Regions from separate parts of the Mus musculus genome. Here all the other regions are linked to region 3. Evidence: chromatin loops called from intact Hi-C (ENCODE). Cell type or tissue: gastrocnemius. All regions are shown on one strand. Links, peaks and the distances in the headings refer to the core of each region. The heading gives the core; the rest is flanking DNA. Region 1 overlaps Sctr (secretin receptor). Region 2 overlaps Ptpn4 (protein tyrosine phosphatase, non-receptor type 4). Region 3 has its middle 5.1 kb from the start of Gm46145. Region 4 has its middle 32 kb from the start of Gm41934.

The links. A loop is a pair of places that touch in the nucleus more often than their neighbours do. Peaks named below come from ENCODE experiments on the same cell type or tissue, not always from the same donor. Only the 100,000 strongest peaks of a DNase experiment are listed, where the experiment ranks them.
Region 1: it touches region 3 in a loop (3-fold over the local background); 5 of 42 quality-filtered maps call a loop at or near these places.
Region 2: it touches region 3 in a loop (4-fold over the local background); 14 of 42 quality-filtered maps call a loop at or near these places.
Region 4: a loop joins it to region 3, with 4 times the contacts of the local background. A loop is called at or near these places in 19 of 42 quality-filtered maps.

What each region holds. Positions count from the first base shown.
Region 1 is chr1:120,010,414-120,018,454 of GRCm38, forward strand. The region is part of intron 1 of Sctr (secretin receptor); the gene reads left to right. Among named protein-coding and RNA genes, the nearest start is that of Sctr, 7.5 kb to the left of the region's middle. In gastrocnemius, for the core only: a CTCF peak has its summit at 2,910 (motif pointing left); DNase peaks (open chromatin) are centred at 2,402 and 2,905.
Region 2 is chr1:119,671,230-119,679,270 of GRCm38, forward strand. It overlaps Ptpn4 (protein tyrosine phosphatase, non-receptor type 4), which reads right to left. Exons shown (of 27, transcript NM_019933.2): 24 at 7,526-7,654; 25 at 4,320-4,468. Among named protein-coding and RNA genes, the nearest start is that of Epb41l5, 26 kb to the left of the region's middle. In gastrocnemius, for the core only: a CTCF peak has its summit at 3,968 (motif pointing left); a DNase peak (open chromatin) is centred at 3,949.
Region 3 is chr1:119,455,004-119,463,044 of GRCm38, forward strand. No RefSeq gene overlaps it. Among named protein-coding and RNA genes, the nearest start is that of Gm46145, 5.1 kb to the left of the region's middle. In gastrocnemius, for the core only: a CTCF peak has its summit at 3,427 (motif pointing right); a DNase peak (open chromatin) is centred at 3,414; H3K4me3 peaks cover 1,338 bases; H3K27ac peaks cover 256 bases.
Region 4 is chr1:119,090,832-119,098,872 of GRCm38, forward strand. No RefSeq gene overlaps it. Among named protein-coding and RNA genes, the nearest start is that of Gm41934, 32 kb to the right of the region's middle. In gastrocnemius, for the core only: a CTCF peak has its summit at 3,046 (motif pointing right); a DNase peak (open chromatin) is centred at 3,082.

The sequences.
Region 1 (8,041 bases), core at 1,898-4,397, 560 kb after region 3:
AACTTTGAGCATCATCCCTCAGAATCCTGTCCATCTTGGTTTTTTGAGACAGAGTCTCACTGAGGTTTGGAACTCAGTGATTTGGCTGGGAAGAGCGGTCTGAGAACACTAAGGACCCACCTCTCTCTACTTCCCACTAGTGACATTTTAAGTATGTGTCACTATGCTTGGCTTTTTTATGTGGGCTCTTGGGAATTGAACTCAGGTCGTTGAACTTAGAATGCAGTCGCTTTACCCACTGAGCTATCTCCCCGTCCTCATAGCTTAAACCTTATATACTCCCCCAAAGGTCTGTGTGTTGGACTTGTTGCCCAGCCCATAGAACAATCAGGAGATAACCATACTTGGGAGGTAGAGTCTAATGGGAGGACGTTAGGGGATACTGTGACCCTGGCCCTTCCTTTACTCCTTTCTGCTTCCTGGCTATCCTGAAGCAGGCAGTGTCCTCTGTCATGTGCTCTCTCTATGATAGACTCTGATGCCACCAGTTCAAATGACACTCTAGGTCAAAATACATCCTTTCTCCTTAGCTGATTTTCTCTGCTACTTCGTCAGAGCAGTGGGAAGCTAACTAACACATAAGCATAGCTAAGAGACTGCAGAGAATGTGTTGTTCTCACTGCCCTGCTTTGGCATTTTCTCCTTGTCCCTGCTTTCTCATCGATGGCTCCGAAAGAGACTCTCCAACATCGGAGCCAGCTTCCCAGTACCCCTGCTGGTCTGAGTGGTTAGCGGTCTGCCGTTCTGCCGCTGTGGTGGCCCCTTCCAGTGTCTCATCACTGGGCCCCAGTCTCCGTGCAGTGTTAAGGACACTGACCTTCACCTGGCTCTGGGGTACCCAAGGCAAACTCACAACACTAAGATCCTATCTACCTGTACTTGCTTACAATAAATACAAGGCAGCTCAGCACTGGGTAAACCTGAAAAAGTGAGACGATCCTGGGGCTGCTGGCTTCAACAGACCACTCTGACATAACACTCTGAACACTAATGGGGATAGGTAGGCCTAGTCAGTCGTGCCTGCAGCCCAGACCATCCTGTCCCTTATAGGAACATGAGTCTGTTAGGATGGGAACCTGGCCTCATAACCTCAGTTAACCCCAGGACTCTCTCTGGAACCTTCCACCTTGCTCCCCTCACCCTCTGCTCTCAGAGACATGCTCATGTGACCTGTCTATTTGAATTCCTGCCCTCCTGATTCACAATCTCATTTCTGGCTGATGGATTTGCTCTTTGTTTCCTGAGAGTCATGACTACCTGGACCGGCTTCCTCAGAGCAGCTAGCTTGATAGATGTGTCTACTGTGAACCCTCTGCTACTTTCCTTCCTATTCATCTTGGTTGGCCAGACTGTCCTAACAAAACCCATACACCGGGGGCTGGGGACGTGTTTGCCTAGCAAGCACAAGGACCTAAGTTTGATTTCATGTTTAAAAAGATCAGATATAATGGTTCTCAGCTTTGGAAAGGTGGAGACCAGCAGACCTTAGGGCTCTGGGGTCAGCCAGCCCAGCCTACTTGGTAAGATCCAAGCCAGTAAAAGACCCTGTCTCAAAACAAACAAACAAACAAACAAACAAACAGAAAATAAACAAAAATGAGGCAGCAAATGAATAAAATAATACATTGGGTTGATCTTTGGTACACCTGTGTGAGTGAACACACACACACACACACACACACACGCATACACACACGCACACCACAGAATGACTAGCATAAACAACAAAGGATTCTTTTCCTATATTCTGGAGCTGAAGTCTACTCAAGATCTAGCACATCCAGTGTCTTGTGAGGGTTCACTTCCTGGCTTCTAGGTAGCTCCTCTGTTCTCTTGTGGCCTGTCCAGGGAGCCTGCTGGGTGGATATTGTCTCCTCTACAAGAATATGGATCTTTTACAGTTCAGCCCCCACCTTTACCCCTTTACTGACATTTATTACATTCTGAGAGTCTCTGTCTCCAATTACAGGCACACTGGTGTGAGGGCTTCAGTGTATGAACTGGGCTGACATAGACATTCAGTTCATGGCACTGCCATCTTGTCATGAGCAGTCCCTAGACCTTGCCTATCTGTGTTGCTCAGCTTTCGTCATTAAGCAAACACATGGGATCACGAGATTCCGTTCATGGTCAATTAGCCTATTGTTCTGGTCCATGGCGAGGCCCAGTTTTGAGTCACCTGGGCAGAGACTATCCCTGGAAGGCTGTCTAGATTGGGTTGCCCTCAGGGAATATGTCTGGGGATTATACAGATCACATTCATTAAGGTGGAACGCCTTCGAGGTTGCCACCGTTCTCTGGGTAGAGGATTCTGATTGTGAAGAAGTAGAGAGAAGAGCTGAGCGTTAGCGTGCAAGCATTTGTTGGGACTGTGGATGTGAGGGGACCAGCTGGCTCAAGCTCCCGCTGCCAAGACCGCTGCCACGCTGGACCGAATCACAGAACAGTGAGGGAGTATGGAACCGTGAGCTGGAAGAACCCCCTTTTCCCTTTGCTCTTGTCAGAGTACTTTATTACAGCAACAGAAACAAAACTAAGATGCGTTTCTCCCTCCCCTCTACACACACTGACCTGTCTTTTACTAGTTCCTGCCTTCTAAATGTTCTACGACCTTCCAAATAACACCAAGTTAGGAACTCAGCCTCTAATACACTGGGGACCATACTAGATCCAAACTATACCACTGACGCATACCTCAGGAGCTTCCTTCCCCAGGTGATCCAACCTTGCATGGCCACCCACTGAGGTCTCTCCCAGCTCTGCTTCTCTGTGCCTGACTTCTTCAGATTCTGCTCAGAAGTGGGGTCACACTGAGTGTCTCCTCTCATTAACTGCTCAGCTTGTCCAGTCCCTTCAGGGCTGGTAAAATAGCTCTCTGCACACCTCCCTCCACAGTCCCAGCTCTGCCCCCTGGTGGCCAGCTTCTTGGAGGCTGTTTCTGGGCTCCTAACCTTCATTTTATCTTGCTGCAGCCTGGCTCCTACTCAGCACCCACAGAATCAGGCTTATCAGTGGCCTCTATCTAGCCCCATTTGCTAGACATTTTTGAAAAAAAATCTTTAAAATTGTATGTGTTTTGAATGAAAGATGAGACAGCTTAGTCAGTAAATGCTTGCCTGGCAACCAGGAGAACCTGATTTTTATCCCCGTGTCAAAGCATCAAGTGTGGAGGTTGGTTCATGATTAAAATCACAGCACTAGGGAGACTGAGACAGGAGAGTCCCTGGAGCTTGCTGGCCCGACAGTCCAGCCTAACCAGTAAGCTTCAGGCCAATGACAGACCTTGTATCAAAGGAGCATAACATCCAAGGTTGTCCCCCAGCTTTGATACATGCACATACTTATATATACTTACATATACGTATATACATGCTCACACAATTAAAAATCACACCTGCATAAGGGGACATGATGTTTTGATGTACATTATGAAATGGTCACCACAGTCAAACAAATTTACATGCATCTCTTTTGTGTGTGTGTGTGTGCGCACGTGTGTGTACATGCATGTGTATATGTGTGTGTGATGAGTTCTTGAAATCAACTAAGTAGCTCTCCCTTTCCTTCATCTCCAAGCTCCATGTAATCACCATTTTATACTGTTTTTGTCCGTTTGTCTTTTTGGACTGTGTGTGCATGTACATGTGCCTATTTATGCATGTGTATGTACATGCAGATGCATGTGCCATCTACTTTGTTTTTGTGAGACAACATCGCTCCTTTGGCCTTATAATTGCTGACGCAGGCTGGCGGGCCAGTGAGACCCTAGCATTCACTTGTCTCCACTTCTCCAGGGCTGGGATGGCAAGAACCTATAGCTGTGTCTTGCTTTTTAACACGGATTCTAGCAATCAAACTCAGGTCCTCATGCTGGCAGGCCAACAGAGCATCTTTCCAGCTCAGAGATGTATTTAGTACAGTTTCAGAGGATGGAGAATCCAATATTGAGGAGCTGCCTCTAGGTAGGTCCTTCAGTCTATGTCATCATAGAAGAAGAAGGGCTAGGACAGAGTCTGACAAATACAGATGTGGGTGCTCACAGCTGACCACTGAGCACGGACCCCAGTGGAGGAGTTAGAAAAAACACTGAAGGAGTTGAAGGGGTTTACAACCCCATAGAAAGAACTACAATATCAACCAACAGACACCCCCCCCAGAGCTCCCAAGGACTAAACCACCAACCAAAGAGTACACATGGAGGGACCCATGGCTCCAGCTGCTTATGTAGCAGATGACGGCCTTTTAGAGCATCAGTGGGAAGAGAGGCCCTTGGTCCTGTGGAGGATCTATGCCCCAGTTTAGGGGAATGCTTGGGCAGTGAGGCAGGAGTGGGTAGGAGGGGGAGTATCCTCATAGAAGCAGGGGGAGGGGGTTGATGGGGGTTTGCGGAGGGGAAACTGGAAAAGGGGATAAAAATAAATAAAATATCCAGTAAAAAAATGAAAACAAAAAAGAGAAGGCAAGAGATGGTGTGTGTGTGTATGTGTGTACATGCATGTATGAGTGAATGTGCATGTGTGTGTATGAGAGAGAGAGAGAGAGACAGAGAGAGAGAGACAGAGAGAGAGAGAGAGTGCAAATATCCTTTCATTTGAAATCCACTCCTAGGATAACTCTTCACACACACACACACACACACACACACACACACACACACACACACCTATATGTATGTATCTGTGTGTGTGCATGTGTGTATGTTGGGAACTGAGCTGAGTTTCCAACAGGAGAACCTCAGTGACACATCCAAGTCATAGCAGTACATCGTATGAGAAACAGAAAGGATGCAGTAACAGAGAGATGGGGTCAGGAAGAACACATCCCTCTGACCTAGGCAGAGGGGCGGAGCAATGCAGCTCCCTTCAGGCATGTGAAGCTGGGGGCTCTGTCCTGGCTCTGCCCCTGTGTCCCCGCCTCCCAACTGCCTCTGTGTGGTTCCTCATGCTGCATCTTCTCAGCCTCACAGGATCCTTCTCCCCATGGTCATTGTCCTCTTGCTTTGCTGATGTCACCAAATGACCTTCTGCAGCAGCCCTGCCACCCATCTGTCTGTCCATCCATCCACCTATCCATCCATCTGTCCATCTGTCCAGCTCACCTCTCTGTACTTAGATCATCCTACTCAAGCTTTGCTTCTCCACCTGGAGATCCTTCATTGTTGACCCCTCTTCGTCTGGACATACTATTGTCACCTCAGCACTTGAGTTAAGCATTGCTCTTTCCTGCAGTCTCCATACCTGTCCCCCCAACCTCCCTCTGCACTGTCCACCCTATTCCTCCTCCCACCAAGCCCTTACCACCACACACTCTGGCCGCTGACCTCTCTGTACCCGCTGAAGACCATGAGCTCCAACAGTGGAGGTCATAACCTATTCCCCTCCTGTCCTCAGCTAAGCAGATGCTGGGCTATAGCCGTGCCGATCAGTGTTTGATGGTGACGTTTGGTGTTCTGACCTGGTCAGATGACAGTGAGATCCCTTCTTCTTTTTCACTGTCTAAACTCTTTCTTTTGCTCTGCTACCAAAACCATTTCTTTGCACACTCAAGTTGTCAGGCAAGTGATTGCATTATGGGATATGAAGAGCAAGATGATGATGTTGAGTTTTTTCGCTTTCTTCAGCATTTAGGGGTGTGTGTGTGTGTATGTGTGTGTGTGTGTGTACATGTGCTTATAAGTGTGTGTACATATGCAATGCAGCTGGAAGTCAGAGTTCTACACTGAATGCCATCTCTGTCTTATCTTTCTTTTCTTTTCATGTGTATATAGTGCGCATGCACACATTTCTGTGTGTTCACATGTGTGTGAGAGCACATTCAGTGTGTGCATGTGGAGGCCTGGGGTTGAGGTTAGGTGAGTCCCTCAATCATTCTTCCACTTTCTTTCTTTAAAAACATGTTTATTTTATTTTATTTTTTTATTTCTGTGTATGCATGCATTTCTGCATGGAAGCGTGAGTCTGTGAGTGCAGTTCCCTGAAGAGAACAGAAGATGGCACTGGATCCCCTGGAGTTACAAGGGATTGCTAGTCACCCAAGTCACCCAACCTGGGTACTAGGAAGTGGACTTGGGTCTTTTGCAAGAGCAGCAAGTGCTTCTAACTGCTGAGCCACCTCTCCAGCCCCATCTGGTTATTATCTGAGGCAGTGTCTCAGTGAACCCAGAGCTTGAGAGTTACGTTAATTTACCTAGACAGGTTTTTGTCTCTACTTTATGAGTGCTGGGATTCCTGTCAGGCTGCCATGCCTACCAGGCATTTACATGGGCTCTGGTGATCCTTACAGTTGCATAACAAACTCTTTTTTGTTTGTTTGTTTGTTTGTTTTTTGAGACAGGGTTTCTCTGTGTAGCCCTGGCTGCTCTGGAACTCACTCTGTAGGCCAGGCTGGCCTTGAACTCAGAAATCTGCCTGTCTCTGCCTCCCAAGTGCTGGGATTTAAGACATGCACCACCACTGCTGGCTATAACAAACTCTTTACTTCCTGAGTCATCTCCACAGCCTCTCAGTTTTTAAGAAGGGATCTGGAACTTTCAGACTTAAGAGTTCATAATTAAACTAACACTAGTTAATGGGATGCAGTGTCTTTCCTTCTTCCTGTTGATATCTGCTTCACTGCCCCTACCTCCAGACCGGGCTGAACTCTTCTATTGTTTTCTCAAGGACAAACTGTGGCTGCCTATAGCTTCAAGTCCATCTGTATGGTGAACAGGGTAAGCTGACATTACATGCCCCATGGCAGGGCCAAGAATCCAAGAGCATAGAGATTATCCCAAACTTGGTAACTGTGTTTTTCTCTTTTGGCTTCATCAGTGAGCTGGCAACAGAGAGCAACCGACACAGACTCGGGGCTGCTCCTGGGGACCTTTGGCTCTCAGGTGGAGAGGATACAGTAAAACGTATCTTCCATTTGGGAAACATCCAAAGACAGAGATGGCAGGTGTCAGAGGACCATCCGGCAGCAAATACAAGCTTGTGTGCTGTTGCAGGCCCAGCCTTAACTGAGTTAAGGACAGAGAGTGCCATTCCTCACATGGACGCTGTTGGATGCGTAAAGATTCAGAAATGACAAGTCAAATACCAGTTCTTTAAAAAGGAAGCCACTGGAGAGGTGGCTCAGGGGTTAAAAGTGTTTACTCTTGCAGAGGACACAGGTTCTGTTCCCAGCACCCACATGGTGGTTTACCACAACCTGTAACTGTAGTTCTAGAGGATCAGAGTCCTTTTCCCTCCCCCAAGGGCACTCCATATACATAATTTCACACAGGTACATACACATAAGTTAAAAACAAATACATCTTTAAAAAAATTAGCACAGGCTATACCTGAATTACATGTTGAATTAAAATATATGACTAAAAAATAAAAAGGTAGGACTCTGGCTCAATTGGTATTAGCTGGCCTACCACACACAAGATCCTGGGTTCAAGCCCCAGAGGGTGTTTGCCTGTAATCCTAACACTGGGCATGTAGTTGGAGAGAGATGGAGGCACAGGAGGGTCAGAAGTTCAAAGTCATCTTTGGCTATACAGGGAGTTTAAGGCTGCCCTGGCATATTGAGAACTTGTCTCACAAGATAACAAAAAGAACAACGGAGTTGCCACAAATGATATCCAGGGACGTGTTTATAAAAAGATAAAGAGAGGGAGGATATTTTTTATGATTTGTGGTGAGGTATGGGGGAAAGGGGTGCCTGGGCAGAGAGAGAGAAGAGAAGAGAAGAAGGGAGGGGAGGGGAGCGGAGGGGAGGAGAGGGGAGGGGAGGGGAGGGGAGCGGAGGGGAGGGGAGGGGAGGGGAGGGGAGGGGAGGGGAGGGGAGGGGGAAAGAGAGGAGAGGAGAGGAAAGAGAAAAGAGGAAAGAGGAAAGAGAGGAGAGGAGAGGAAAGAGAAAAGAGGAAAGAGGAAAGAGAGGAGAGGAGAGGAAAGAGAAAAGAGGAAAGAGGAAAGAGAAGAGAGGAGAGAGAAGAGAAAGAGAAGTAGAGATAGGCTGGCCTTGAGCATGTGGAGAGAGACAGGGGAAGGGAATGGAGAGAGTGGGAAGGCAA
Region 2 (8,041 bases), core at 2,908-5,407, 220 kb after region 3:
GACTGTAGAGAAAATGCGTTCAGCTTTTCTGCATTTGGCATCTATCATGTTGACTACAGGTTTATTGTAGTCTTTGGTATGTTTATTGTAGTCTTTATTATGTTGAGGGCATGGTTCTCCTGACTTTCTTTTTATTTTCTTTTTCCTTCCCTTTCCATTTCTTTCTTTCCCTTCTTTTCGCCTATAATTTTGCTGGTTGTTGTTTTGGTTGGTTAATATTTGCTTTTTGCTTTTTCTCTATCTGCATTAGGACTTTCACTGACTTACTTTGTTAAACAAGATATGATGGGTTTAAGTATCCTTTGCTTATTTAGTCCTCACATGAAAGCAGCTCTAGCCTGTGCTCTCCACTGTTCCTACTGCCCTGTGTTTCGGTCCCCTTTCAGGAGCTTTTGCAATGCTGACTTAGTGGCCATGAACTGTCTTAGAGTTGAAATGTCCTTATTTCTGTTCTATTAAAAGGTAGCTTTGGGGAATAGAGCAGCTTTATTAGCTATTCACCTTCAGGACTTGAAATATACGATTTCATGCTTTTATGGCCTTTTAAATTTCTGTTGTAAGATCTAATGTACTCCCCTTCCCTCAACGATTTACTATCTCAACCATGGTATGTGTTTAAGTGTTTTGCCTGCAGTTATGTGTGTTTATCACATGCATCTCTGGCCCAAGGAAGATAGAAGAGAGCATCAAATGCCTTGGACTAGACTTAAAGACAGTTATGAGTTACTATGTGAGTTCTGGGAATCAAAGACAGGCCTTCTACAAGAGCAGCCAGTGTTCTTGACTGATGAGCCATCTCTCCGGTCACTATGCTTGCTGTTGTGAGATACTGTCTTTTCTCTTACAGTGTTTGTCTTGTTTGGAAAAGGGGCTTACTATGTTGTACTGCCTGGCCTGAACATCAAAGATCCTACTTCCTTTGCACCAAGGTATGTTCCACTATGCTTGGCTCTTCTACAGTTTTTTTTTTTTTTTAAAGATTTATTTATTTATTTATTATATGTAAGTACACTGTAGCTGTCTTCAGACACTCCAGAAGAGGGCATCAGATCTTGTTACAGATGGTTGTGAGCCACCATGTGGTTGCTGGGATTTGAACTCTGGACCTTCCGAAGAGCAGTCGGGTGCTCTTACCCACTGAGCCATCTCACCAGCCCCCTCTTCTACAGTTTTTAATATTGCTGTGTTTTTACACTTTGGCATCTTGAGTATACTGTACTATGGAGAGGTTCTCTCTTGGTCATGTAATTTGGGGTTCTAAATAACACCTGGGCTTAGATGTTCATTTCTTCCCTAGATTTGGAAAACTGCTTTATTTTCATTGAATAGATTTTCTAGATGAAATTTTTTTAATGTTTAAATGAATTATATTTGAGATCAATCAAATTTTTAAACATAAGTAAGATTGGTCATCATTAGATTGTGCCTGAATATACATAGTCTTGAGTCTCTGTACTCATAACATAGTCAACAGTGTTAATTTTTATCCATTGGACTCTTCATGTTGTCCAAATACATGCACCTCTACTACTTTAAAAGCAACATACACACTGAGTCATACAGGAGATAGATATAATTTATAAGGTCATGACATTAGGAACCTAATTTTAAAATTAATCTTCACAATCCTTATGACATGATAGAGAAAAAAATATAGAACTATTTTTTTCCTTTTTTTTTTTTTTACATATTTTCCTCAATTACATTTCCAATGTATCCGAAAAGTCCCCCATACCCTCTTCCCCCCCCCCCACTTCCCTACACACCCATTCCCATTTTTTTGGCCCTGGCGTTCCCCTGTACTGGGGCATATAAAGTTTGTGTGTCCAATGGGCCTCTCTTTCCAGTGATGGCTGACTAGGCCATCTTTTGATACATATGCAGCTAGAGTCAAGAGCTCCGGGGTGCTGGTTAGTTCATAATGTTATGAAATTTTAATTTTGATTCCTTCTACCCCACAGATTCCTAGATTCTGTCTCTTGATAACATCCTACAGTTTTTGAAAATTGTGGTTGTGACTTTTTGCTTGCTTGCTTGCTTGATTTATTTATTTATTTATTTTGGTTTTTTTGAGACAGGGTTTCTCTGTATAGGCCTGGCTGTCCTGGAACTCAGTTTGTAGACCAGGCTGGCCTCGCACTCAGAAATCCACCTGCCTCTGCCTCCAGAGTACTGGGATTAAAGGCGGGCTTTTAAATCAAGTTTGCATAGTATTCTTCAGGCTTGCCTACAGTCCTGATGTTCTTTTATTGTTGCTACTTCGTCTAGTCCATTGGTGATGCAGTCTACTTTCTATATTTATTAAAAATTTGTTCCTCCAAAGTTTTCATCTCCAACATTGCTATTTGTATTTTGTACATCTCGATTTCCTTGATTAATTTCTTATTCATGTGTAAGCTAACTTTTCTATCCACTTGCTTACTTTCTCCTCTATGTTGCCAGTTTTCTTTCCAAGGCCCCATGTGAAATTCTTAGTTCATTCATCTGCTTATTTGTATTTTCCTTAAAGTCACTAATGATTTTTACAGGAAAATGTTTGAATTTATCCAATATTTTACCTGTTTTAGTATGTTTGAATTTAGTAATTGAGGAGTATTTCTGTGTCTTAATTTGTGCCTTTGTTGGTATGGATTTTTCTTCCACTTTTATTTGGGAATCTTCCTCCCTAGCAGACTATTCTTGCAGGGTAAACCCCCAATATTACTCAGGGAGATGAAAACAAATTGGTAACCCCACAATGAATGTGATATCGAAACACAGTGAAATTGGTTAAACTCCATAACACACCCGCAATGACCAAAGAAGAAAAAAATGGCAAAATGAATGTTAAGTATACTCTGAAGTTAAAAATCATTTATAGCAAAGGTGGAAATAGTAATGAATGGGATAAAGAAAGAAAGGAGAGGAAAAAGGGACACAAGAAACAGTGTTAAGTAAAAGGAAAAAGAAGAGTAGAAATAAGTTATAAAACGGAGGAGGAATCCCCCACTAGAGCAAAGTGGAAGAGCTGGCCCCATTAGCATGGGCACAGGAGAGCTGGGGGTGGGGGGTGGGGAGGCTGATGAACTCACACACACTGGAGTGTGGGAAGGGGCAGGTTCTACAGAACCAAAGTTGTCGAATGCCCATGACACAGGGCACTAAAAGGATATCCAGGCAAGGATCCAGTATTGATGCTGGAGCAACGACTCATTGTGATGACCATTTCCAAGTAAAGCTGTGTGGGAACAGATTACACTGTGTGACCCGCTGCAGCTCCCACAGTGAGATGGTTTTATTTCATTTGTTTTTGGGAGAAGGTTGCAAGGGCAGAGGGTATATATGGAGGGATGAGGAGATGAGTGGAATTGGGATGTATGATGTCAATTTAACAAATAATAAAAAAAATATTAAAATAAAGAAGAGGAGGAAAAAACAGGAGATTAAAAAGAAAAGAAAAGCCGGGCGTGGTGGCGCACACCTTTGATCCCAGCACTCAGGAGGCAGAGGCAGGCAGATTTCTAAGTTCAAGGCCTGCCTGTTCTACAGAGTGAGTTCCAGGACAGCCAGGGCTATACAGAGAAACCCTGTCTTGAAAAACAAAACAAAACAAAACAAAAAAAGCTTGCTGAATAATGAAAAATAAAACCAGTTAAACATGGAAATGAAATTTAAAAAAAATAAAAACACAAAAATTCTATTTTGTAAGATGGGGTGGCAGTATAGTATACATGTACAACTCCAGAATTGGTGGAGGATCGTAAGGGCATTTAGACCAGGTTAGGTTATACAAGACCTTTTCTCAAAAATGTTAAAATAAGAAAACATTAAGATATTACCACTAAAGGTATATATTAAGATATTATCACATGTGACCCAGTGGCAGAAAGAAAGATGCCACTTTGGATCTGCTGCTAGTCATACAGGTTAAGCTTCAGAGGCCCACAGGGCTCTGCACTGTATTAGCTCCCCTAGTTTGTAGAGTAGCAGCCTCTGCTGGCCACACTTAGCCTTGCAATCTAAAACTGAAAACTACATTCCTGTTTTTATAAATTACCAAGTTTCAAATGTCTTGTTATAGCAATACAACACATGGAAACGATGTCAGTATTTCATCATATCCAAGTTACCATCAATTATAAGACACATTCCAATGAAGAGAGACTAAAACAGGAGAACCAGAAAATAACTATTGTTTTTATCCTTTTACATAGTTTCTACACCATTATATTAGAATTTTCTCCATTGTCTACCATCTTCTATTACAACAAAAGGCCAAAATACAGAATGCATTCCCAACAACGTACTTATTCATTTCTTAAGGACAGGAAATAAAGTACCTGCAATGAACAATAATGGGCTCTTCTTTTCCAGCCCTCTGGTCTCGTACATGACAAACAAAATCCAGAAAGTCACTCGAATCATCAGGTACTCCATGGTCAGGCCAGGCTGTGTACTGAATCTGAGTAAGTTGACGGCTCTCATTTTTCTAAATGAAAATGAGAAGTTACACACTTTGACTTAGGAATTACCTTTAAAATATAAAATTCATGCCATTTTAGCTTTAGAAGGAAATAAAACCACCTTTCCATTTTGTCTTGCCATTGTGTATAAACTCACTTAAATACAACATTTGAACTGAAGGAAAACATTTCACAGAAATAGTTGTATCCTTGTAAGTACTAGCTACTTACATTGCTATACTTTTTTTTTTTTTTTTTTGGTAAAGATTTTCCGAGACACAGTTTCTTTGTATAGCTTTTGGCAGTCCTGGAACTAAGTCTGTAGATCAGGCTAGACTCAAATTCATAAAGATCCACCTACTTCTAACTCCCAAGTGCTAGGATTAAAGGTGTTCACCACCACCACCTGGCAACATTGCTATACTTTAATGACTCAATTTTTATGTCTAAGGCATTTTGAACAGGGTAATCAAATAAATTAAGGTCAGAGAACTGCTTAAAAGATTACCTAATAGGGATTCCACGTGAACAAAGATGGTAAAGTAAACACTTTGTGAGCATGAACAAAACTTGAGACAATTATTCCATGACAGGAATGACATCAAAGCCCCAGGAGAATGAAATGGCTCAGCTGCTAGGAGTGCTTATGGCCAAGAATGACCATCTCAACCCAATTGCTGGGACACATACTGTGGAGCAGACAGCAGACTCCTTTAGGTTGTCTTCTGCCCTCTCTGACCTCCACAGGTGCACCATGACAAAACCACAAACACTTGCGCACACATAAATGAGTATAATAAAACATTTAAATACAAAATCTCTCAAATATACAGATAGAGTATATAAATATATAATATATATATACTTGGCTGCAGTAAGGGGAGCAATGATGGATATAATTAAAGTAAGAACTCTGGCTCAAATCCTCAAATCCTAACTCTGCCAGTTTTGGCATTTAATATTTCAGAGGTTCTTTCCTTCAAGTGAAAAGTGAAAGGACACCTACAGCTCCACAGCATCTTTAGGTTTAAAAGGTTTCCTAAAAAGACTAAATCATATCAAATTACTGACTCACACACTTTAAAACAGGATATAACTATCATTCAACATCACTCAGTCTGTGGACAGCCATTTATGTTAAATGCAGATCATGAATGAAAAGACAGGTATCAACTCAGACCACCAAGACCAAGTTCGCGAAAAGGGCATAAATAAGAGAGAAAGACAGAAGACAGAGGCTAAGGGAGAAAGGATAGGAAACAGGAGAGGGGGAAGGAGTATTTGTCCTTGGGATGGGAGTGGGTGGGTGCTGACAAAGGACTGCCTATGGACAGAGAGGAGACAGACTTGGCAGTTTATAAAGGTAAAAGGGGAAGAGTCAGAGTGAGATGATTAATTTTAATTGGGCATGTTAATTAGGTGAGCCAAAGGGGGCTTTAGATTGCTGGACTTCAATACTTTGATAAATGGACTCGTAGTCAGTTTCAGAAGGAGAAAGTGGACTAATAAGGAAATGGGCCTTTTGGGCTAGCACAGGAAGAGAAAACAAGAAAGAAGGGCCAGGCTTGACAGGCTGGCTAGAGCCCCTTCAATGAAGGTCAAAGTCAATCAAGACTTTGGGAGTGGAGGTTGCCGATCTACTATCTATCAGTGTATGTGCAGTTTTATTTTATTTTATTTTATTTCACTTTATTTTATTTTATTTGTTTTGTTTTGTTTTTTTTTTTTCGAGACAGGGTTTCTCTGTGTAGCCCTGGCTGTCCTCGAACTCAGAAATCCACCTGCCTCAGCCTCCCGAGTGCTGGGATTAAAGGCATGCGCCACCACCGCCCAGCATTGTGTGTGTGCATTTTTATGTTGGCTCAACATTTTATGTTTGGCTCAAGCTAGGATTAAATACTTGCACCACAACACTTAGTAACACTGACGGCCATTTTAAACAAAGCCAAAGGAAGAAAGAAACTGCCACATAAGACTGTGAAGGCCCAGGTCTCTCCCACCAATACTTAAAACTTTTGAAGGCAGGAACTCCAAGGGTATGATTAATGACAAGTGACATACAGCCTTACTGGCTCTCTTACAGCCAATAAGGAAGGAGCCTGATGATGTGCTAACATATAGAAAAGGAATCGGACAGTAAATGAAGCTAAACTTTACAGGGAGAAAACGGCTAAAGTTTATTTGAATAAGAATAAATTAAGGATATACTGTCTAGCTTATAATTATAATGTACCAATCTGTAGGTTAATCATTAAGATAGTTCTTTATTTTAATCTTTATTTTCCTAGCTAGATGACCAAGAGGTAGGCAAGTGTGTGTGTATGTGTGCATAGTGATTTCTATCTTCAACATAGTCCTTTTTCTTAGTCTAACTATAGCTATATAAAGCTAGCTATATCTAGCCATGACATTTTTATTTATATAACCAGAGTACCTCAGAACTATGCAAAGATAAATAAAGTGTGTGTGTGTATGTGCATGTATGTGGACTATATATATGTGGAGGCCAGAAAAGTTATCAGGTATCCTCCTTTCTTACTTTCTTCTTATTCCTTTAGAACAGTATCTCTCACTAAACCTGGTCATTGCTCAGAGCTATGCTAGATAGAACTCAGAAAGCCCCAGGGATCCTTCTGTCTAAATTCTCAGAGCTGGGGTCACAGGCACTTGTAGTTATGTCCAGCTTATTATATCAGTGCTGCGATCTGAATTTTCCTTATGACTAATCAGCAAGTGTTCTTTTGTTTTGTTTTTAAGAATTATTTATTTTATGTATATATGAGCACACTGTAGCTATCTCCAGACACACCAGAAGAGGGTATCGGATCCCATTAAAGAATGTTTTGAGTCACCATGTGGTTGTTGGGAATTGAACTCAGGGTCTTTGGAAGAGCAGTCGGTGCACTTAACCTCTGAGCCATTCCTTCAGCCCCCAGCAAGTGTTGTTCTTAACTGATGATCCATCCTTCTAGTCACCAGTTGAGTAACTTTTGTTTCCTAGTAACTAGTCTCAGACTAAAAACATTTTCATTTTCCAAAGTCTTTACAGCAGTTCTTATACACAGACACTCTTGACTTCTTACCTCTTGGTTAAACAGTGTCATCTTCCTGAAGATATAGGCAGGGTTTCCTTCTTCAGAGTGGCAGGTGACTTGATAGCATCCATAGGATGAGCTTTCTGAGGGTTCTGGCCAATACTGGTGACATTTAACCTGATTGTCAACAGATTGAATACAGAAAATTACCTATTTAAGACATAAATTTGAATTCTCCAACTTTCAAAATGATCTAATTTTTTAAGAACTTTCAAATTTATAGGAACTAATTCTCATACATCTTATAGCTACTAATATTTTCGTGTGTACAGGTGCGTATTGTATGAATGTTACTGTGCACATATATGAGTGTGTATGCACACACATGTAGCACTGTGGTCTCTTCCATCACTCACTACCTTGTTTATTTGAGAAAAGGTCTATCACTGTATTTGTAGCTCTTCAGTATGGCTAGGCAAGCTGGCTGGTCAATGAGCACAGGGATCTGCTTATCTCTGCTCTGGCCCTCCAGCTCTAGGGCTACAGATGCAAGCTACCAGATCT
Region 3 (8,041 bases), core at 1,977-4,476:
AGGGTCATCACAGGTCAGCTTCGACCCCACAGAGGAAGCAGAAGAAATGTTGTCTCCCTTGTCAGGGTACGTGGGGAAGATGGGGCAAGTAATGGGACAAGGAAGGACCCTTCCCTCAGTGGCCACCAATCAGGTTGTCAGGCCTGGGATGGTAAGTGGGGATTATTGCAGCACTCAGGTAGAGAAATGGTGACTATGGACCAGGCTGGTTTTTTGTTTGTCTGTCTTTGAGACAGCATATCACATTGCCTAGGCTGGCCTTGAATTCAATATATAACTGAAAATGACCTATATACTCTACCTCAGCCTCCCAAATCCTAGGCCACAGCTATGCTCCCCCACAACCTGACTCCTGCCAGATTTTAAGATCCATCTTAATCGAGGACGATGGACATGCCCGGCTAGGTAGGCATGGTTCAAGAAGTTTCTTAAAGGCAAGTCCTGAATGAATATGGAGAGAGTAGCTAATTAGAGTGGGGATGGTAAGACAGATTTACAGTGCATGTGTGTGTGCACACATGTGTGTGCATGCATGCATGTGTATGTGTGTACATGTACCATAAAATGTGTATGGAAACCAGAGGAAAACCTTGAGTGTCCTTCCCTCCTGGTACTTTGTTTGAGACAGGATTTTTTTCTTTTTGTTTTCAGGGTTTTTGTTTGTTTGTGTGTGTGTGTGTGTGTGTGTGTGTGTGTGTGTGTGTGTGTGTGTGTGTGTGTTTGTTTTGTTTTGTTTTCTGAGACAGGGTGTCTTTAGCAGACCAGGCTAGTCTCAAGCTCACAGAGATCCACTTGCCTCTGCCTCCTGAGTGCTGGGATTAAAGGCACCACCATGCCTAGCTCAAGACAAGATTTCTTTTTGTTCTCTGCTGCCCACACCAAGTTAGCTGGCCCAGTTGCCAGAGAGTCTTTTCTTCGTGTTTGCTTGTGCTAAGGGCATTTTAACCAGCTCCCTACCTGCATCTCTCTCTCTCTCTCTCTCTCTCTCTCTCTCTCTCTCTCTCTCTCTCTCTCGATATGAGATCTCTCACTGTCCTGGCTTAGCTAGACTAGCTTGCCAGCCTAGTGGCCCCTGGCTTGTGCACGTGCTCCCTGAGCCCTCGGTCGTCCTGGCCTGGTTGAGTGGAAGTCGGTGACTTATAGCTGCAGCCATGGAAATAGAACACCCTTGAGAGATGGCAAGAAAGGCACCTGTCAGTGACTAGCAGCCAGGGGCCAGGCCAAGGGAAGAATGTGGCCTCTATGACATCTCTTCTGGAGGGGAGGACACTCTCAGTCTAACCCATGACACCCTCAGTCTAACACATGGGAGTCCATTGCAGAAGGGCAGAGGAGGGAATGGATGGTGTTTCACTAGCTTGTGTGTGTGTGTGTGCGTGTGTGTGTGCCTGAATTTGATCTCCAAGACCCACACGGTAGAAGAGAACTAACTCCTGAAAGTTGTCCTTTGACCTTCACATGGGTTCTGTGATATGTGTCCACGTGTTCACACAAACACACAAATAAAATGCAATTAAAGTGAAAAAAAGGAAGGAAGGAAGGAAGGAAGGAAGGAAGGAAGGAAGGAAGGAAGGAAGGAAGGAAGGAGAGCCATGAGGTACAGCAGCAAGGTCTATTAAGGTAGGAGAAGTCACTACGGGAGCACAGAGTGAAAACTGTCCAAGGCAGGGGTGGAAAAGCCTGGGGCTAGGAAAGCGCAGCACTAACTTCAGCCTTTGAGGACAGAGAAATGGGAAAACACTGCCGTAGGTCACGAGCCTCCTCCACGGAGGCCACAGGTATTCTTCAGGACTGGGAGCTGGCAGGAAGCCCCAGCCTCTCTCATTAGGTTAGCCGCACCAGCTCTCAGGGTTTTATTACCTCTGCGCTGCCTCGCTGCCTCGGAAGAGCTCAGCCCCATCTGGCTGTGGCTGTTAAAAATGTGCTTGGCTTTCTTCTTTAAAATAAAACCCCAATCAAGGGATAAAAGAAAGTGCTTTGGAGCTTGGCCAGGGAACCGCTGCTTACAGGTGGGGAAAGATGGAGGGCTGTGGGGGGAACTGGGGTGGGGTGGAGGGAGCGATCCGCTGACATAGCACCTGTGTTGGTGAACAGCAGAAGCTAGAAGCTAAGAGGTTTTTTTTTTTTTTTTTTTTTTTTGATGCTTAAACCCAAGAAGGATGGGTAATTTAGGGAGCACAGAACAAATGATCCAGGACAAGGGAGAAGAGGTGTGAACGCGGCAAGAAGCTCACAGCTACTTTTAGCTAGGTAACACGAAACCGCTATTAAAAGTCTGCTTTGAAACTGAAAGCAACATATGGTCACAATCCCATCACATGCGAGCCGCTTCCCCCTGCCAGCTATGCCCTGAACTATAGAAGGCGAGGCTGAGCCACGGGGCTTCAAGGTGAGCTTGTTTCCTAGGGCTACAGCCCCCATCCCTACCCCCACCACTGAGGGACAGTCACCAAGCTCTAACCCACACATAGGGCTTGGGCATTGCAAAAGAATAAGCCATGCTTGGGGCAAAATAGTTTGTCATGACCTGCCACCCACCCAAGTAGAATGTGCTCAAAGGGCCCATGGCACATGTGGTCACGGTCAGTGCTCAGCCCAACCTGCTTGCCTACGGGAGCACTGAGTCTACGGACTGGCTGGCCCTGGCCTCTGAAGTCAGCTTGTTTGGGCTAAGAGGGAGCAGTCCTTGAAGCAGAGGCTATCTCTGGTGATGGCAGCCAAAATGACAGAACCGCTACTACAGGGACTGATGCCCCCAAGGGAATGTGTCTTTAAGACCAAGGTCTGGGTGCTCCTTGGGGGGGGGGGTGAGAAGGGAGTACGTGACTAGGGTGGTTCTCCAAGGCCTTTCTCGTGTGTGTGTGTGTGTGTGTGTGTGTGTGTGTGTGTGTGTGTGTGAGAGAGAGAGAGAGAGAGAGAGAGAGAGAGAGAGAGAGAGCGCAGTTGCACGCTGGGTTGCAGCCCATTTGCGTTTCATGTGGAAAGGAGCTTGCTGAATTGCAGTGTGAGGAATTAGGGCTCCCCTGTTACTTTCCCAATCTTTCTCAGTAAACAAAACTCACTGTGGGAACAGTCTTCCTATGTTCTGCAATACAAATTGATTAATGCAATAAAAATGCGAGTGAAACCACCAGCCCTCACAGACAGTGGGCTTATGTTGTCTGCCCTGCTCTCTGCCACGGTGTTTTTCCTTAAGAGTTTGTGTATTGTTCATGCTTTGGCTTGGCACACACACAAAATCCAAAGCCCATAATAACGCAGGTCATTAAACCCAACAACTGTGTTTGGACCTTTTTCAAGGGAGTGATTCAGGCAGGCGTTCTGCTCCGAATCAGCTTCCAGGGAGTTACCAAAGCTACCCTCACTTAGGCAGGGTCCCAGACCAGCCTCAAGAGCTTTCTCGGGAAAAATCGACCCTCCTGTAGCCACTAGGTGGAGCTAGGTGTTTGCGAATAGCGTTCAATGAGCCTGGTGTGACTAAAAAAATGACATCTTTTTTTTTTTTTTTTTTTTTTTTTTTTTTTGGTATAACATTCTGTCCAAATAAAAACGAATGGGGCACTGGGAACTGGGAATGTAGCTCAGTTGCTGGAGTGCTTGCCGAATGTGCATGAAGTCCTGAGTTCCATCCCAATACCACATAAGGCAGGCATGATAGCATCTCACACCTATGCACTCTATATATGCCTGTAACTCTAGTTCAGGAGGATCCGAGTTCAAAGTCATCCTCAGCTATATTATGAGTTTGAGGTCAGTCCAAATTAAATGAGATCTTATTTTTAAAACAAATAAGTGAGCTGGGACTGGCGTGGCAGTTCACACCCATCGTCCTAGCACGGAGGCCGGAGAACCGACTAGCCAGCCTGGGCTACAGAGTAAGTGCTGCACTAGCCTGGCTTAGCACGTATATAGAATTAGAATTAGAGGGGAGAGAGAGAGAGAGAGAGAGAGAGAGAGAGAGAACAAACCAGGGTCTCCTCATGTATCTCAGGCTAGCCTCAAACTGGCTATTCAGCTGAGAATGGTCATGACATTCCCCATTCCCAGTACTGAGATGGCTCACTTGACCCCTGTGCCGGGTCTGTATGATTCTAGGGATGGGGCCCAGAGCATTAGGCTTGCCAGGCAAGCACTTGACCCATTGCCCACTGAGAATATTAAAAAGTGTTTTGTTCTAGTATAGAAAAAGTAATATATAAGCTCAGAAAATATGGCATTAAAAAGGTATAGGTTCTGACCTGGAATTGTAACCCAGTGGCAGAGCGATTGAGTGGCATGCACAGCTTTTGTGTGGCAGGCACAGCCATGTGCCACCAACGAGCAAATAGGACCTCTTATAAGTACTTTGAGGCTCTGAATGGTGCAATCTAACCTAGAGTGTTTTGTGAATGCAGGTCTTCCTTCCTAAAAATAAAGCCAAGTAGCATTTTGAAAGCTAGCAATATCAGAAATACAGCCCTGACTGAATAAGACGCTCAGGCTGCTGCTGACCAGGGCTTTGGGTGTGGGGCCCATGATTTCCTGGCACTAAATGGAAAAACTTATGGGGAGTTTTTGTTCGTTTGTTTGTTTGTTTGCTTTTGATAAAGGTTTTTATGTCATCCAGGCAGGCCTTGAACTCACTAAGTAGCTGAGGCTCATCTTGAACTTCTCTGATGAGCTCAGAGCTGGGAATACAGACACACACAGGAGACACTAGATAGTGCATCTGGGCCTCCCACATGCAGAACTAGTATTCTGCACCACAGCCCTAGAGTTCAGTTGAAATTGTAGTACTAGGACAAAAATATTATCCACATGGGAAAGTCGGCAAAGATTCCACACCAAGTATAGAGTCGGGGGTTCACAGACTCAAATTTAGTTAAAGAACCATTGCTGCTATTCAGCCAGGCTTAAGACTTAGTGTGTTGGAATCTCTCCCTACAAAATAGGTCTCCTTCCTTCCTTCCTCCCTTCCTTCCTTCCTTCCTTCCTTCCTCCCTCCCTCCTTTCCTCCCTCCCTCCTTTCCTCCCTCCTTCCCTCCCTCCCTGCCTTCCTGCCTTCCTGCCTTCCTGCCTTCCTGCCTTCCTGCCTTCCTGCCTTCTTCCCTCCCTCCCTCCCCCCCTCTCTCTCTCTTCTCCCTCCTTCCCTTCCTTCTCTCTGATCCTCATTCCCTGTATTCTAGGCTGGCCTCACATTGACTTCCTGCCTCTACCTCATCATCTGTGCTTGGATTGCAGGCATGAATTACCATGCCAGTTTATGCCGAGCGGGGATGCTGGGAATGGAGCCCATGTGAGGGGAATACCCTACTAACAGGGCTTTGTTCCAGCCTATGTAGAACAGGCTTCTGAAAAGCCACTCAGAAATAGAAGCTTACAAAACAAGTACAATTGAAGTCCCAGAGAAGACATGATGCTTAAATTGGGGGGGGGGGGGATATGGATGGCTGACAACCAGGGTTCAATTCCCATGGCCAACATGGCAGAAGGAGAGAGCCAACTCCCATTAGTTGTCTTCTGACCTCCACATGTGGGCCAACACAGGCAGATGCCCACCCACACAAGAAATAATTAAAATGTGAAAAAATAAAAACAGTTGAAGTGTGTTGGGCAGTGGCGGCACATGACTTTAGTCCCAACTCTTGGGAGGCAGAAGTAGGTGGATCTCTGAGTTTGAGGCCAGACAAGGCTACAAAGAGAAACCTTGACTCGGCGGGGGGTGGGGGTGGGGGGTGGCGGGGGTGGGGGGCTGTGTCCTGTTTGATAAGCACCATGTAAGAGTTCGTGTATACCACAAGCGTCCTCTCTAGACAGAGGTTTCAGATGACCCATCATCATCACTTTCTCCACCTGTCCTCTGCTTACTGTGTTGAGCAGTGATGGAGTTAGTTAGGGGTGTAGCCTAGTCAGTAGAGTGCTTGCCTAGCATGCATGGAGCCTATGTTCCTTCCTCAGCACCACATAAAGCAGGCTTGGTGGTCAGCACCTGCAATCCTAGCACTCGGGAGGTAGAGCTGGAAAGAGCAGAAGAGTCCGAGGTCGTCCTCAGCTACACATGGGTTAACCTGGGCTACATGAGACCTTGTCTCAAAATAGAAGAGTGAAGTGATTTCCTTTGCTAAATAGAAAACTTACCAGAGTCTCGTTCTCTTTGCATTAGCAAAGACTTAAGTTCCTCGTTGCCTTCATGGTAACACTCGCTCCTGTGGCCATCTTCGGGTATATAAGACCAGGGTATATGAGACCAGGGTTCTGAAAGCATCCCGAAGGCCCTCACCCTAGCATAGAAAACTTGTGTTCCACTTACTCACTTGCTTGGTGCAGCCTGGCCCCACTGTCTGCTGCAGGCACCTCCCAAGTTAGAATCCCAGTTCCACCAAACACAGAGCTTTAGGAAGCTGCTCTGAGTCTTCTGCAGTCGAAGGCTACGGGTGGAGCCAGCCCTCTGGATTCTACACCTCTCACATCCAGCCAGTCAGCAGGCTGCAGCCGGAGGTAACTGGTGACTTCCAGGTTTAGGTGATGGGCAACTTTTATATGAAGATAAGCCTCCCTCTGCATCTCCTGTGGGGCCTCTGCTGCGCCCACTCCCCAAACCCTGACTGCACAGCCCTCTGTGGGTGTCCTCTCGGGATGAGACAAGTACCCAGATAGTTTAGGATAGCACTTGAGAAGAAATGTCACCTTCGGGCTCAGGAGATGGCTCTGTGGGTAAAAGCACATTCCCAGCACAGACCTGAAATCCTCCGTGGGGCTGTGTAGGAGAGCAGGAGCCTGCAATCCCAGGGCTGTGAGGGCAGAGGCAGGAGAATGACTGGGACTTGCTGACTGCCATCCTAGCTCCAGATTCAATGAGAAAGAAACCTTCCCAGACTGAGGTGGAGAGTGACAGGGCAGGAAACCCACTGTCTCACTCTAATGTGTGCATTCATACACACACATGCACACTTATGCACTCATACGCGCGTGTGCGCACACACACACAAACACACACAAATACTTCTTTAAATAAAAGGAAAGAAATGTCAACTTTTAAAGCTGTCTGCCACAGCAAACTCCACTCTGGAAGATAAAGATCTTCCAGCCCATAAAACAAAAACAGGACAGCCAGGACATGGTGTGTGTGGCATTCTTCTATGTGCACGCATGTGTGCGCATGTTCATGCATGTCCCGGAGCACTGTGCACATGTATGTGGGAGCCACAGGTCAACCTTAGATGTTGTTCCTTAAGAACCACCCACCTTATTTTCTGAGACAGGCTCTGTGATTGGCCCAGAGCTTGACACATAAGCTGGGCTGGCATGTAGGTTCTGGGGCTCAAACTACTCCACATACGTGCATGGCAGCTACTTTACCAACTAAGCCATCCTCCTGGCCCAAATGTGTCTTTTTTGTATGAAAAATGCTGTGGCGTCAGTGTCCCCTTTAAAGGCACAGAGGACGGCACTGTGAGAGTAGAGACAGGAACCACAGACACATGGGGCAGCTGGAGGGAGGTTAGAGCGGCTGGTGAAGAGGGAGGTAGGGGAGGAGCAAAGAGAGAATCTGGAAGGAGAGGGCCGCAGAGCAGGGACTCCCAAAAACACTTCCAAGAGGAATAGTGCTCAGGGTGACCACGAGGAGTCCAGGTTGTTAGCATGGTGTGGCATCCCAGATGAGACTAGGAACTGGACGGTGTCTTCCCAGAAGGGTGTCTGCTTAGAGGGTGACTCTCAGACCAGCTCTTTCTGCAAGTGTCCGGCTCAGGGAGCTCACAGTGAGCAGAGCCAGAAATATGTGGAGCATCAGAATGTTGAGTGGCTGAGGCACACACGTTAAAAGCACAGCTGAGGTCAGACAGGCAGAGGACCTGAAAGAGAACTCTAGGAGCCCCACGAAGAAGAGAACTGCAGAAATGGTTGGGAAGTAAGGTGGGAAACTTGGCTTTAATTAAATAATTAATATTTGTATATGTGTGTGTGTGTGTGTATGTGTGGAGGTTAAAAGTTAACCTCTAGCTCTTCCTAAGATGAGATCTGAGTGGGGGGACAGCGGTGATGCTCAGATCTCCAGATCTAC
Region 4 (8,041 bases), core at 1,895-4,394, 360 kb before region 3:
AACTTTTGATCATTGAGTGTTCGGACTGCATGTGTGCACCGCCATGCCCTGTTTATACTGTGCTGGGATGGAGCCTAGAGTTTTAGGCATGCTATATCATCATCATCTTGGGCATCATCATCATCATCATCATCTTGGGCATCATCCTTGTCAGCATCATCAGCATCATAGTCACCATCATCATCATAGTCTTTGTCATCACCATTTTTTGAGATGGGATCTTACCATGTAGCCCTAACTGACCAGGAACTTGTTATATAGACCCAGCTGGCCTTGAACGCATGGAGATCTGCATCCCTCTGTCCTCAGAGTTCTGAGATTAAAGGCCTATATCACCAGGCTGGGCATTATTATTATTTTAAAAGTGTACCAGCCAGTTATTTTACACAGTGCATGCTCGGTTGGGTTTTATATGATGTCTCCTCTAGATTAACTTGGCTTATGCCTGGCTGTAGAGACAGCTCAGTAGTTAAGAGCATGTGTTGTTCTTGCAGAAGACCCAAGTTTGGTTCCCAGCATTTGTGTGGTGGCTAACAACCATCTGTAACTTCGGTTCCAGGGGGTTCGAAGCCCTCTTCTGACTTTGGGTACCAGGCGCATATGTGGTGCATATACATATCTGCATGCATACACTACACACAAAATAGAAATAAATAAATCTTTTTTAAAAATGCAATATAGCTGGATAGTGCTGGCACATGTCTTTAATCCCAGCACTCAAGAGACAGAGGCAGGCGTATCTCTGAGTTCTCTGCTTCACAGAGAAGCCCTGTCTTAAAAAAAACTAAAGAAGAAGAGGAAGAGTAGGAGGAAAAGAAAGAGAGAGAGAGAGAGAGAGAGAGAGAGAGAGAGAGAGAGAGAGAGAGAGAGAGAGAGAGAATCCAATTTAGCTCAAGCACTTCGGGCAGAAAGTCTGTGAAAGGGACTTTTTTGTGCTAATCCCTGACACAGAATGTCTAGTTTCTTCATATAAAGATACTGTGTCCCCCCCCTTTATAGTTAATAAAGTATCTATGGTGAGAAAATTTGAAACTAAATTGCTTATCATACTTTTGCTTGCAGCCTTTCATGTCTACTGATGTCCACTGTTGGTCCCTTTTTGACATTTTGGCTGCCAGCCTCGAATGGCTGAGTCATCTGTCCAGCCTGATGATTATTTTAAAAAAACATTATTTATATTCATTCATTCATTCATTCATTCATTCATTCATTCATTCCACAGCACATCTGTGAAAGTCAGAGCACAACTTGTGGGAATCGGTTCTCTCCTTTCACTGTGTTGTCCTGGGGATTGAACTCAGGTTGCTAGTCTTAGCAGCAAGCTCCTTCACCCACTGAGCCATTTTGCAGACCCATTAATGATTCTTGCTTGAAACAATTCTCAAGGTGTTTAGTGACTGTTAGAAACTTAGCCTCCTTCCACATTTATTATATAAACTTCTTTGGGGACCAGTCTGGCTTTTTCTCCAATATATCCACTTATTCCTTAACTAGCTGGTATCTGTACAAAGTCGTAGATATTTTTTATTTATTATATTTCTTTTTAAACTGTGTTATAAAAACATTGCAAATGAAAACATTACACACAGAAGTTAACCAGAGCCAAAGACTATACAACTCAATGGACGTCTAAACAGTCAGATAGGCATCCGATGGGAGCAGTGGGGCTTCACAACGGATTCCACACTTTAACTAAGATGACATAGTCTATGCACTTATCCACCACAGAAATGAAATTTTATTTTCCTTTTAAGATTTGTTTTTATCTTACAGGCGTGTGTGCACGTACACCACAGTTGTAAGTGCCCTCAGAGGCTAGAGGCGGACATCGGATCTCCTGGGAACGGAACCATGTAAGTACTGCAAACGGAACCCAGGGCCTCTGCAAAAACAGCCAGTGTGTGTATGAACCGAGCCATATCTCCAGCCCCAGTGGATACGTCTTGAGTTTTCTTTGACCAGAATGAGCCATTTCTCTAAAGAACTTGGTTCCTGTTGTGAGAACAGTTGTTTAGAGACTGAAATCTGAGCTCTGAGTGCTGGAGAGATAGCCCAGTGGACAAAGTGCCTGCTATGGGAGCCTAGGGGCCCGAGTTCAAATCCCCAGTCCTCATGTAAAAGCCTGACAAAAAGGCTTTTGTGGGTAACCCTAGTGCTGTGGGACTGGGGTCAAAACACGAGGATCCCAGGCTCACTGGCTGGCCAGCAGAGCTGAAGTAAGGAACTCCAAGTTTAGAGAGAGACCCTGTCCTAAAAAGTAAATGATAGAGGACACCAGGCATCCACCTCTGGTCTCCACAGAGTTATACACAACAAAGTGCACCTGGACACACACACACACACACACACACACACACAGAGGCTTGATTAAGCCTTGGGATTGAAGGGTCTCTTCAAGGTTTGCAGGGCTCTCGGGGAAGGGAAGCTGGCCTGTGTGCCCAGCAAGGCCATCTCTGTGTGACCCCGATGCTGTCCAGGGCTGGGCTGGCTCCTTGCACACAGGAGGTTCTGGTCTTTTCCTAAAATGCACGATTCTCTCCATGGGGAAGCTCCGCAGAGTTTGAAATGATTGTGAGAACTTGAATGATTTATTTTATTATTTAAAAATGTCAATGTGTGTGTGTTGATGGTTTGTGGAGCACATATGCAAGTGTGCCTGTGTGTGTGGAGGTCAGGGATCAACACTGGCTACTTTCTTCTATTGCTCTTCCCTTTGTTTTTGGAGGCTGGCTCCCTTACGGAACCTGAAACTCGCCAGTTGGTTAAGCTGGCCGACCACTGACCTCTAGGGAATCCTCCTCTCGCCACCTCCTGCTCCCCAGCAAGCCAGTTACAGATCCACACTGTACTTTTGACTGGGTGCTGGGGACTCGAACTCAGGTCCTCATGTTTTTACAGTAAGTACCCTACCTACCGTGCACTCTCCCCCAGTGCACATTTCTTAACTTTCTTAAAGCGTGTGGGTCGGACAGTTCATACTCTTAACCTCTTCCACCTTTTAAAAAACGATTTCACCTCTTGAGAAAACACATTTGTTCTACAGTGCCTAGCGGCAATGTCTGATAGGACCACTAGAGGGAGGTGTTGTCCTCACCAATTGGCCTTGGCCCTTCCTGGTCCTTCCTCTGTGGTTACTTTATCTGCACAAAGCAACAGACACTGCATTGCCCCCTCACCAGGCTGTCGCTGGCAGCTCCCTGCCCAATGAGTGACATCACGGAGACTGGTTAAATGCTGTCAAGGTGATAGTGAAAGATGGCACACTGGACATTTCAGGCCGACCTGGGGAGCACTGCAGGATGAAAAAAAGTGACCACCAACCAAGTCCTGGTTCTTCCAAGCGCTTCTCTTCTCATTTTCTCCCAGGTCCGACCTGAGGAACACTTTAGGTTGGGTCATGAGAATGTGATTTGTAAACAGAAACTTCTTGCTTTTAAAGGGCAATGGGTGAACCCACCACCTTACAGTTTAAAACCCACGAATAGAATTGCTTTTTACTTTGCCAATGCCTCTGTGTGGCCTGATGGTTTATTTTCCTTTCCACAGCTGGGGATTGAATTTAGTGCCTCTTGTATGGTAGGCAGGTCCTACACTCCTGAGCTATGTCCCCAGAACCTCTCTCTCTACCCCTATTTTGGGCTATTGAGACATGTAGCCCAAGCTGGCCTTGACCTTGCTGTATAGCTGAGGGTGGGCTTGAGTTCCTGATTCTCCCACCTCCAGCTCTGGAGTGCAGGAATTGCAGCCTAGCACTACCGTTCCTTATGCACAGGGTTCTAAGGACTGAGCCCGAGGCTCCATATGGGCTGGGCACTCTATCAACTGGACCACCTCCTTGCTCCTAAGTTTCACGAGTCAAGGCCTCTCTAAGTTGCCTAGACTGGCTTTAAACGCACTCTGGACCCCAGGCAAGCCTTAGATTTGTGGTTCTCCTTTCCAGAGTAGCTGGGAGTACAGCTTAGAGCCTCCAGGCCTAGCTGGATGAAGAGCAGTTTTCTATAGAAAACGTCAAATAACCTCTTCTTTGTCTCAGTGATCCCACACCCTATAAAACAAGTGCTGATATTACAGAACACTTGCCAGTACTGGAAAGATGGCTTGCTAGTAAGAATGCACACTGCTCTTGTAGAAGACCTGGGTTCAGTTCCTAGCATCCACACCAGGCAGCTCACAACTGCCTGTAACTCCAGAAACAGAGGGTCCGACGCCCTCTTTTGGCCTCCATAGGCATTACAGGCACGTGATACACATAAACTCACATAAAAACACATGTACACATAAACAATAGTAAGTAAATTTAAAAAATTAGAAAAAGGGTTGTGTGTATGTGTGCATGAGTGTACATGTGCTTGTGTGTACACACATGGGTGCACGTGGGAGCTAGAGGTTGACATTGCATGTCTTCCTTGTTCACTCTCCACTTGGTTTATGAGATGGAGTTTCTTGCTGAACCCAGAGCTTTCAGATTTGAGGTAGGTCAGCTCACCAGTTTGTACCATGGATCTTTGCCTTTCAAAAGCCAGGATTCCAAGTGGGTTACTACCCTCATCTGGCTTTAATATTTTCTACATGTGCACATGTGTATATGTATGGACACTTTTTGTATATGTGTGTGTGCATGCGTGCATGTGTGAGTGTGCATTTACGTATGCGTGTGTGTGTGTGTGTGTGTGTGTGTGTGTGTGTGTGTGTGTGAGAGAGAGGGTATGTGTTTGCCATGGCCAGTACATGGCTGTCAGAGGGCAACTTGTAGGATCAGCACCCTCCTTCCACCCTGTGGGTCTGGGGATCAAACTGTTCTTGTCAAGCCTGGAAGCAAGTGCCTTTCCCTGCTAAGCCATCGGTTTTTATACAGACATTGTGACCCAAACTCCAGTGCTCATGCTTGCACATCATGCACTCCATCAACTGAGCTGTCTTCTCTAAGCGCTGCTATTCTTGTTATCGTTGTTATTAAATGCTATGTAGAATGCACGACATCCCCCCCCCCCGAGTCCCAACTCCAGTTTGCATCTTATTATTATCCTCTACCCACCATCTTCAACCTGGGACAGTCCTTACCAAAGTGTTGGCAGGACGGTCACTTCTGTGAGGTCAGTGTTGACCTGGCTCATGTGCTACGGTTTGCACAGTGCCCAGGAGGAGGTAGTGTTAGCTGCTTGCCCAGCCTCTCTGTGTGTGGAAACCTGCATAAGGAGTCCATGTGCATGGTAGCTCAGTAAGGCCTGCTGTTTCCCCGCATGCTGTGTGTGGGCTGCCCGGCCTGGGCTGATCTCGGCCAGCCAGAGCTAGGTTGGTCTGTATGATGCACCCCTCCCTCCCTCCCATCACCTCCAGAGTCAGTTTCAGTAAAACCTACCCATGATACATCCCAAACCTGGACTCCTTCAGGGTACCTGAAGTCTGGGAAGGGTGATATCTCTCAGAATCTATGCTTCTTGTCTGTATGATGGGGACATCAGAGCAGAATATTGCCATACTTGGTGTCTGCCCGGAAGTTTCCACTGTGGTATCTGAGAGGTAGGATTGCAGAGTGGCCATGACAGGTCTCGTCTGCACTCAGTAACATCTGAGGAGCTGGAAGTGGGCACATGCTGCAACCCAGAGCCAGCCATCAGGCCTTTCCTAGGCCAAGTGAGGGGGCATAGTCGCCCTGGGGTCTGCACAGCTAGTATGTGGGCCTGGATTCTGTAGCCAGATAATAGCAAGCTTCTGATGTATGAATGCATGGTGCATGTCGTGGCTGTGGGCTCATCTGATAGAGTTCATTTTTTGTTTTTGTTTTTGTTTTTGTGCGCGCGCGCACACACACACACACCTCCAAAAAGCTGGTCATGCTGTAGCTGGCGTGGCAACTACTCCGGGTTAAAAACAGGAGGATATCAGCTTGAGGTCAGCTTTGGCTACCCAGAGAACTCCCCTTTCAGAAATAAAGCTTAGGTCTGTGCAGGAGGTTGAAGCAAGCAGGCCGGGTTCTGGGGGCCTGAGGGCTCTGCCAGGCCTGTGGCTGTGGACCCAGCTCACTGCTGATGGAGTCAAAGGGCATTGTGGATGAGTGTGTCCCCTCTGAGGAGGGACTGTGGATTCCTACAGAGGTGGCTGGAGCAGGACTGGGGCTCTGCTAAAACCATCTCAGGCTATTCAGTTTGGGATTAGAGAGGAGAGCAACAGGCAGCCAGTCCCAGGTGCCCCTGACCCTGCAATGTCATTGCTCAGACAGGAAGTGGGCAGAGTGACACCCTCAGCTCAGCAGTTCGGCTGGACGGACTTGAGGCTGCCTAGACTTCAGACCATAGCCCAGGGCAGCTAGGGTGTGTGCAGAGGAAAGAGAAACGGCAGCTTCCTGTCCTCACACCAGTATCCAAACTCAGGACAGAGTCCAAGGACTCCACTCAAGACAGCATCGGGCTCTTTTCCTGTCTCTTAAACATGATACTTAAGCTATAGGCAGCCAGTGTACAGACGTCATGGTGGGCTCAGGGATTCTGGGATGTCACTTCCACTCTCTCTGTCCTTCCTCCCCCTTCTCCCCTCACACCTTTCCTTGCCCTCCTCTCTCTTCTCTCACCCTCTCTCCTTCCTTCCAATCTTTCATTTCCTCCCTCCTTCCTTTCCCAACATATAGGAACCCTCCCTCAGTGCCTGGCCTTGCCTGGGGTGTGGACAGAATGATGGGAGACAAGCAAGTGGGTATGCATGGGGCGTGTGTGTGTGTGTGTGTGTGTGTGTGTGTGTGCGCGCGTGCGCGCGCGCTAAGGCAAAGCAAGTCTGGGCTGGAGCATGAAGCTTAAGTCAGGGAACGTTGGGAAGGGCAGGCAGGAGGGCCGGGCCCCAGCTGGGGAGGCCATGCTGGTAAGCTTCCCTCTGAGGTTCAAGTTTAAGGTCCTCTTTGAGGCAGATGAGGATTGATATGGAGGAAGCAGAGCTCTGAGTTCCTGTCCGGTTCTCTACCTCTGTTCCCTATGGTCCTGGGTAGTGATCTTCCCAGGTATAAAATGGGACCAAAGACACCCACGTGTGAGCAGGGGCTGGGGAACTGAGGTGGAGCCACCTGCCTATAGATGCCAGGCTGCAGTTGGTGAAATGCCCCTCACCTCCTTGGTTCCAGTAAGGGCAGGGAGAGGAACCCAGGGTCTGCTCTTGAGCCCAAAGAGCAGGCTCTCCAGCTCCCCAGGTTGGTCCCCAGGCAGCCTGGCTCAGAGCCTCACTTTCTCAGGAAGGCCAAGTTACCGAAACAGATAAATCAATCTGTCAAGATCAGCCTTGGAGAAAGACTCTCTCAGCTACCTCAGCCAAGAAGCTCAAAGGGGAATTGTTCCCGGAGCCCGAGGAGGAAACAACAGATAGTTCTTCGCAGCTCTTCGCCTGCGGCCTTGCTGCCCAGCCCCCCTCCTCCCTTCCCTGGGCTGTAGAGAACACCTGTGCACCGGGGATCAGCCAGGGACAGCACCGCCTCTCCTTCTGGCTCCCAGGGCAGTGCCCAGCCCAGAGCCACCGTTGTGAGAGAAGGGCAGAGCCACTGTTTGGCTCCTGTCCTGGTTTTGCCTGGAGACCTTCTCTGGCCCCCGTGTGTTTGGTGGCCCTTGGCATTAGGAGGGTCACACGGCTGGAGGTGGGGCTGGCAAGCAAACGCCCATCTGGACAGACTCCTGTTCCGAGCTTGAGGTTTGGAAGGGATGGGGACCAGAGAGGCTGAAGACAAGCCGAGACTAGGGAGTAAGGAGCCCAAGGGGTCAATCAGTCCTCCAGTGCTCCCTAAAGAAAAAGGTTGAGGATGGCTTGTTTCTGAGGGCAGGGGGGACTCCAATCTGGAATCACAGCCAGCTCTGCCACTTGGCAGCTGGTGACATTGGGGCAAGTCATTTGTCTTCTCTGATAATCCCTTTCTTCACCTGGAGGCTTGGTGTTTGATGGGGTCTTCTGGTGAAAACAGAAGGTCTTGACCTGGGGGTCTCATGCTGGGAGCACTGACTGCAACAAGCAGCCATGTTGTTTCCTTGTCACGGAACGGGAAGATTCTACACAGTCACTTGACATCCAT